2 separate regions of the Homo sapiens genome follow, and region 1 is linked to region 2. Evidence: read pairs that join two places in POLR2A ChIA-PET (ENCODE). Cell type or tissue: endothelial cell of umbilical vein. All regions are shown on one strand. Each heading gives the region's core, and the rest is flanking DNA. Links, peaks and the distances in the headings are about the cores only.

Region 1 (2,804 bases), core at 103-2,602, 100 kb before region 2:
TTTTTTTTTTTTTTTGTATTTATGTAGAGACAGGGTTTTGTATGTAGAGACAGGGTTTCACCATGTTGTCCAGGCTGGTTTTGAACTCCTGAGTTCAGGCAATCCACCTGCCTCGGCCTCCCAAAGTGCTGGGATTACAGGTGTGAGCCACCTTGCCTTGCCAATTTTTGTATTTTTAGTAGAGGCAGGGTTTTGCCATATTGGCCAGGCTGGTCTGGAACTCCTGGACTTGTGTGATCCACCCACTTCAACCTCCCAAATTGCTGGGATTACAGGTGTGAACCGCCGCATCTGGCCTTAAAAATCTTTTTTCTTTATTTTTACAAAAGTAATACTTAAAATAAGAGAGCTACAACAAAACATATATATATATATATATATGTTAACTTTCTCTCTTAACATATATATATATATGTTTGATATGTATTAACAGTTTGGTATGTGTCCTTGCACACCTTTTTCTTTGTCCCTGTACACAGACTACATGTCTTTAAGTGTTGCCCTTTACTCCAACAAGAATAGTACCATACTGGCTGGGTGCGGTGGCTCACACCTGTAATCTCAGGACTTTGGGAGGCCGAGGCGGGTGGATCACCTGAGGTCGGGAGTTTGCTACCAGCCTGACCAATACAGAGAAATCCCGTCTCTACTAAAAACACAAAATTAGCCAGGTATTGTGGTGCATGCCTGTAATCCCAGCTACTCAGGAGGCTGAGGCAGGAGAATCACTTGAATCTGGGAGGAGGAGGTTGCAGTGAGCCGAGACTGCACCATTGCACTCCAGCCTGGGCAACAAGAGCGAAACTCCATCTCAAAATCAATCAATAAATAAATAAAATAAAATAGTACCATACTCTATATCAGCGATTCTCAAAGTGTGGTTCAGGACCCTTAAGGGGGTCCCTGAGACTCTTTCAGAAGGTCTGCAAGCAAAACTATTCTCATAATCATGCTTATTTATTTGTCTTTTTCATGGGGTTGACTTTGCACCAATGGTGCAAAAGACATGGTTGGTGAAACTGCTGGCCCTGTAAGCATGCATTTGTCAGGGCAGTGGCACCAAATTATACTAATCATTTTGTTCTTCACTGCCACACACTTGCTGTAAATGCCAGTTTCACCTAAGGATATCATTGATGATACAATGAAAATGATTAATTGTATTAAGCCCAGCCCTTGAATACATATTTTTTTAATGTTCTCTGTGACTCATGGGAAGTAAGCATGAAACACTTCTGCTGCATACCGAAGTAGGATGGTTGTCTGAATTGCAAGCTGAACAAACTTTCTTCTCATGGAGCAGTATTTTTTACTTGAAAAAAAAAAACACTGACAAACTATGGTAATTCAGACCTGACTATCCAATGATCATTTTCCTGAAAATGAAGGAAGTGAAAGTGAAGGAAAACAACTGATAGTTTTTCTCGCCAATGATAAAATTCAAACACTTAGGTGAAAATTAGAATTTTGGAAAACTTATTTATTTTATATTATATATAATAATATATATATCTATTAGATATATATAATAATATATATATCTATTAGATATATATAATAATATATATATCTATTAGATATATATAATAATATATATATCTAATAGATATATATATATCTAATATATAATATATATATCTAATATATATAGAAAATTAGAATTTTTGAAAACTTATTTATTTTATATAATAATAATAATATATATATAATATAAAATAAATTTTCCAAAATTCTATAAAATATATATATATATACATATATATATATTTTTTAATTGGGTTGGAGTCTCGCTCTGTCACCCAGGCTGGAGTGCAGTGGCGCAATCTCCACTCACTGCAACCTCCGCCTCGTGGGTTCAAGCAGTTCTCCCTGCCTCAGCCTCCCGGGTAGCTAGGATTACAGGCGCCTGCCACCACGCCCAGCTAATTTTTGTATTTTTAGTAGAGACAGGGTTTTGTCATATTAGCCAGGCTGCTCTCGAACTCCTGACCTCAGATGATCCGCCCGCCTCAGCCTCTCAAAGTGTTGGGATTACAGGCATGAGCTACTGTGCCCTGCCAAGAATTTTGGAAAACTTATATTTCCCATTCTGAGCTTGATAGCTTCCATGTACTTAAATACTTTAGTGATGAGATTAATGAATATGATCTCTTTTAAATATTGTATAATAGGCCAGGCACGGTGGCTCACACCTGTAATCCCAGCACTTTGGGAGGCTGAGGCAGGCGGATAATGAGGTCAGGAGATTGAGACCATTCTGGCTAACATGGTGAAACCCCGTCTTTATTAAAAATACAAAAAAAAAAAAAATTAGCCAGGTGTGGTGGCAGGCGCCTGTAGTCCCAGCTACTCGGGAGGCTGAGGCAGGAGAATGGCGTGAACCCGGGAGGCAGAGCTTGCAGTGAGCCGAGATTGCGCCACTGCACTCCAGCCTGGGCGACAGAGCGAGACTCTGTCTCAAAATAAATAAATAAATAAATATAAATAAATATTGTATAATGATATGCATATTATAAAATAACAGTGTAAAGGGGGTCCTGAAATAAAAAAAGTTAGAGGACCACTACTCCACATGTTATCCTGCAGCTTGCTTTTTCACTTAGTGTATCTTGAACACTAGTCAGTGTCAGAACATTTATTTTATTTTTTTTGAGACTCACTGCAACCTCTGCCTCCCAGGTTCAAGCGATTCTCGTGCCTCGGCCTCCCCAGTAGCTGGGATTACAGACGTGTGCCATCACACCCGGCTAATTTTTGTATTTTTAGTAGAGACAGGGTTTCACCATGTTGGCCAGGCTGGTCTC
Region 2 (2,804 bases), core at 292-2,791:
AAATACAAAAATTAGCTGGACATGGTGGCATGCGCCTGTAGTCCCAGCTAATCGGGAGGCAGAGGTTGCAGTGAGCTGAGGTCGTGCCATTGCACTCCAGCATGGGTGATAGAGCGAGACTCCGTCTCAAGAAATTTTTTTTTTCCTTTAATTTATGGTTCACACCTGTAATCCCAGAACTTTGGGAGACCAAGGCAGGTGGATCACTTGAGGTCAGGAGTTTGAGACCAGCCTAGTCAACATGGTAAAACCCTGCTTCTAGTAAAAATACAAAAATTAGCCAGGCATGGTGGCACATGCCTATAATCCCAGCTACTCAGGAGGCTGAGGCAGGACAGTTGCTTGAACCTGGAACGCAGAGGTTGCAGTGAGCCGAGATCATGCCACTGTACTCCAGCCAGGGCACCAGAGCAAGACTCCGTCTCAAAAAAAAAAAAAAAAATTTTTTTTAATTTAGTCTTCATAACAACCCTATGAAATAGGTACTGTTATCATTCCCATTTCACAAGTAAGGAAACTGAGGCATAGAGAGGTGAAGTTATTCACATAAGGTTACAAGTAGTAAAACTGGAATTCAAACCTAAGTAGTCTGGCTTCAGAGGCTATGCTCTCCAGTCACTCTGCAGTCATTTTTTTTTTTAAAACTGGCAAAAGCCTTAAAAATAATTTTTTTTTTTTTTGAGACAGAATTTTGTTCTTGGCATCCAGGCTGGAGCGCAATGATGTGATCTCGGCTCACTGCAACCTCTGCGTCCCAGGTTCAAGCTGTTCTCCTGCCTCAGCCTCCTCAATAGCTGGGATTACAGGCATGTGCCACCATGCCTGGCTAGTTTTGTATTTTATATTTTTATTTTTATTTTTATTTATTTTTTTGAGACAGTCTCACTCTTTCACCTGCTGGAGTGCAATGGCACGATTTTGGCTCACTGCAACCTCCGCCTCCCAGGTTTAAGCAATTCTTTTGTCTCAGCCTCCTGAATAGCTGGGTGAATATAAGCACCTGCCACCATGCCCAGCTAATATTTGTATTTTTAGTAGAGACAGGGTTTCACCGTGTTGGCCAGGCTGGTCTTGAACTCCTGACTTCAGTTGATCTGCCTGCCTAGGCCCCCCAAAGTGCTGGGATTACAGGCGTGAGCCACCGCACCTGGTCTAGTTTTGTAGTTTTAGTAGAGACAGGGTTTCACCATGTTAGCTAGGCTGCTGTTGAACTCCTGACCTCAGATGATCTGCCCGCCTTGGCCTCCCAGAGTGCTGGGATAACAGGCGTGAGCCACTGTCCCTGGCCTAAAAATAATTTTTAATGGGTGATTACCTACCATGTTCCTCAGTAGAGGTTGCTTTCAGCTTGTTGGGTTGGGCAGTTCTGTTCATAGCATCCCTGCCTGCCCGCCCCACTCACTAAATGCTTTGCTAGTCGTTGTAATATGTTTTATTTATTTTATTTATTTATTTTTGAGACGGAGTCTCGCACTTTCGCCCAGGCTGGAGTGTAGTGGTCGATCTCAGCTCGCTGCAAGTTCCGCCTCCAGGGTTCACGCCATTCTTCTGCCTCAGCCTCCCGAGTAGCTGGGACTACAGGCGCCTGCCACCACGCCTGGCTAATTTTTGTATTTTTAGTAGAGACGGGGTTTCACTGTGTTAGCCAGGATGGTCTCGATCTTCTAACCTTGTGATCCACTCGCCTCGGCCTCCCAAAGTGCTGGGATTACAGGCGTGAGCCACCGCGCCCGGCCATTGTGATATGTTTTAAAAAACTCTCCACTTTTCATTATGAAATGTTCTCCTAGCTGAAAAACGTAGAGATGCAGAGCATCCTCCATAGTTGTAAAATTTTTTGTCTATAGGAGTCTGCCTTCTAGCTTCTACTGATTGGTCATAGATCTGTACTCCAAAACAAAAAAGGTCATCTTTCAGACCAAAGATCTATCTGTGTGTTGATCTGCATATAGAATTTCTGGAGCCTTTCTTTCCTGCTTGTTCTCCTGGGTCAGCATGTCGTTGTGCTTCGTAAAATAAGAGTATAGAGCCCAGTAAGGCCATTACATCGTTTATTATGGAGTCTATATTTCAGTTACCTATGACTTATAGGTAGCAAATCATACTGTTAACCTTCTTTGCCTAAAATTCTGATGTCTTTATCCTTTGAGTTACTATTGAGCCAATCCTCCCTTACCCAGTTTTTATATAACTGAAGTTTTGAATCTAAGTGTAGGAAGTTATATGTATACCTTATTCCTACTAAATTGAGTCTTTGTTTTGGCTTATTATTAGTCCTGAAGAAGTGTTTTTTTTTTTTTCTGTTTCCGTGTTGCATTTTTTAAGCTTAGTTATGTCAATAATCCATCAATTCTCCTTCCTCCTATTGTCTGTAAAATTGATGAACATAGCTTTTATATCTTTAGATAAGTTAAATCTTCAGCAGAACTCTATGGTATGCCATTAGATATTTCTTCCCATTTTGACACAGATCCTTTAATCAATTCATTGTTCACATTAGCTAATGCATCTACCTAATTCTATGGTGGTTAGACCTGTATGCATGTATATGGTAGATTGTAATAACGGATCTGGGATAATAAGTGGTAAGGAGAATCTGCTTTTAGATCATTGGATTTTCTACTTGAAGGTTCATTCTTCCAATATGCTGGCTGCCACAGTAGTCTTAAGAAAAAAACCTTTTTCCCCCCTCAGAATATTTAGAAATAACTAGAGATTTGTGACAGTTAGTAGGTATACAAATAGATGAGGTTTTTTATTAAAGTGTGATGTTTATTCTTCAGCATCTGTTAGGCAGTTCCTCT

What was found. Peaks named below come from ENCODE experiments on the same cell type or tissue, not always from the same donor. Only the 100,000 strongest peaks of a DNase experiment are listed, where the experiment ranks them.
Region 1: POLR2A ChIA-PET joins it to region 2 with 6 read pairs; 13 of 35 experiments call an interaction of 5 or more read pairs at or near these places.

The regions. Positions count from the first base shown.
Region 1 is chr12:55,904,675-55,907,478 of GRCh38, reverse strand. The region is part of intron 1 of PYM1 (PYM1 exon junction complex associated factor); the gene reads left to right. Among named protein-coding and RNA genes, the nearest start is that of PYM1, 22 kb to the left of the region's middle. In endothelial cell of umbilical vein, for the core only: no CTCF peak of the experiment used is centred there; a DNase peak (open chromatin) is centred at 1,228.
Region 2 is chr12:55,803,914-55,806,717 of GRCh38, reverse strand. All of the region lies in intron 1 of SARNP (SAP domain containing ribonucleoprotein), which reads left to right. Among named protein-coding and RNA genes, the nearest start is that of SARNP, 12 kb to the left of the region's middle. In endothelial cell of umbilical vein, for the core only: no CTCF peak of the experiment used is centred there; no DNase peak of the experiment used is centred there.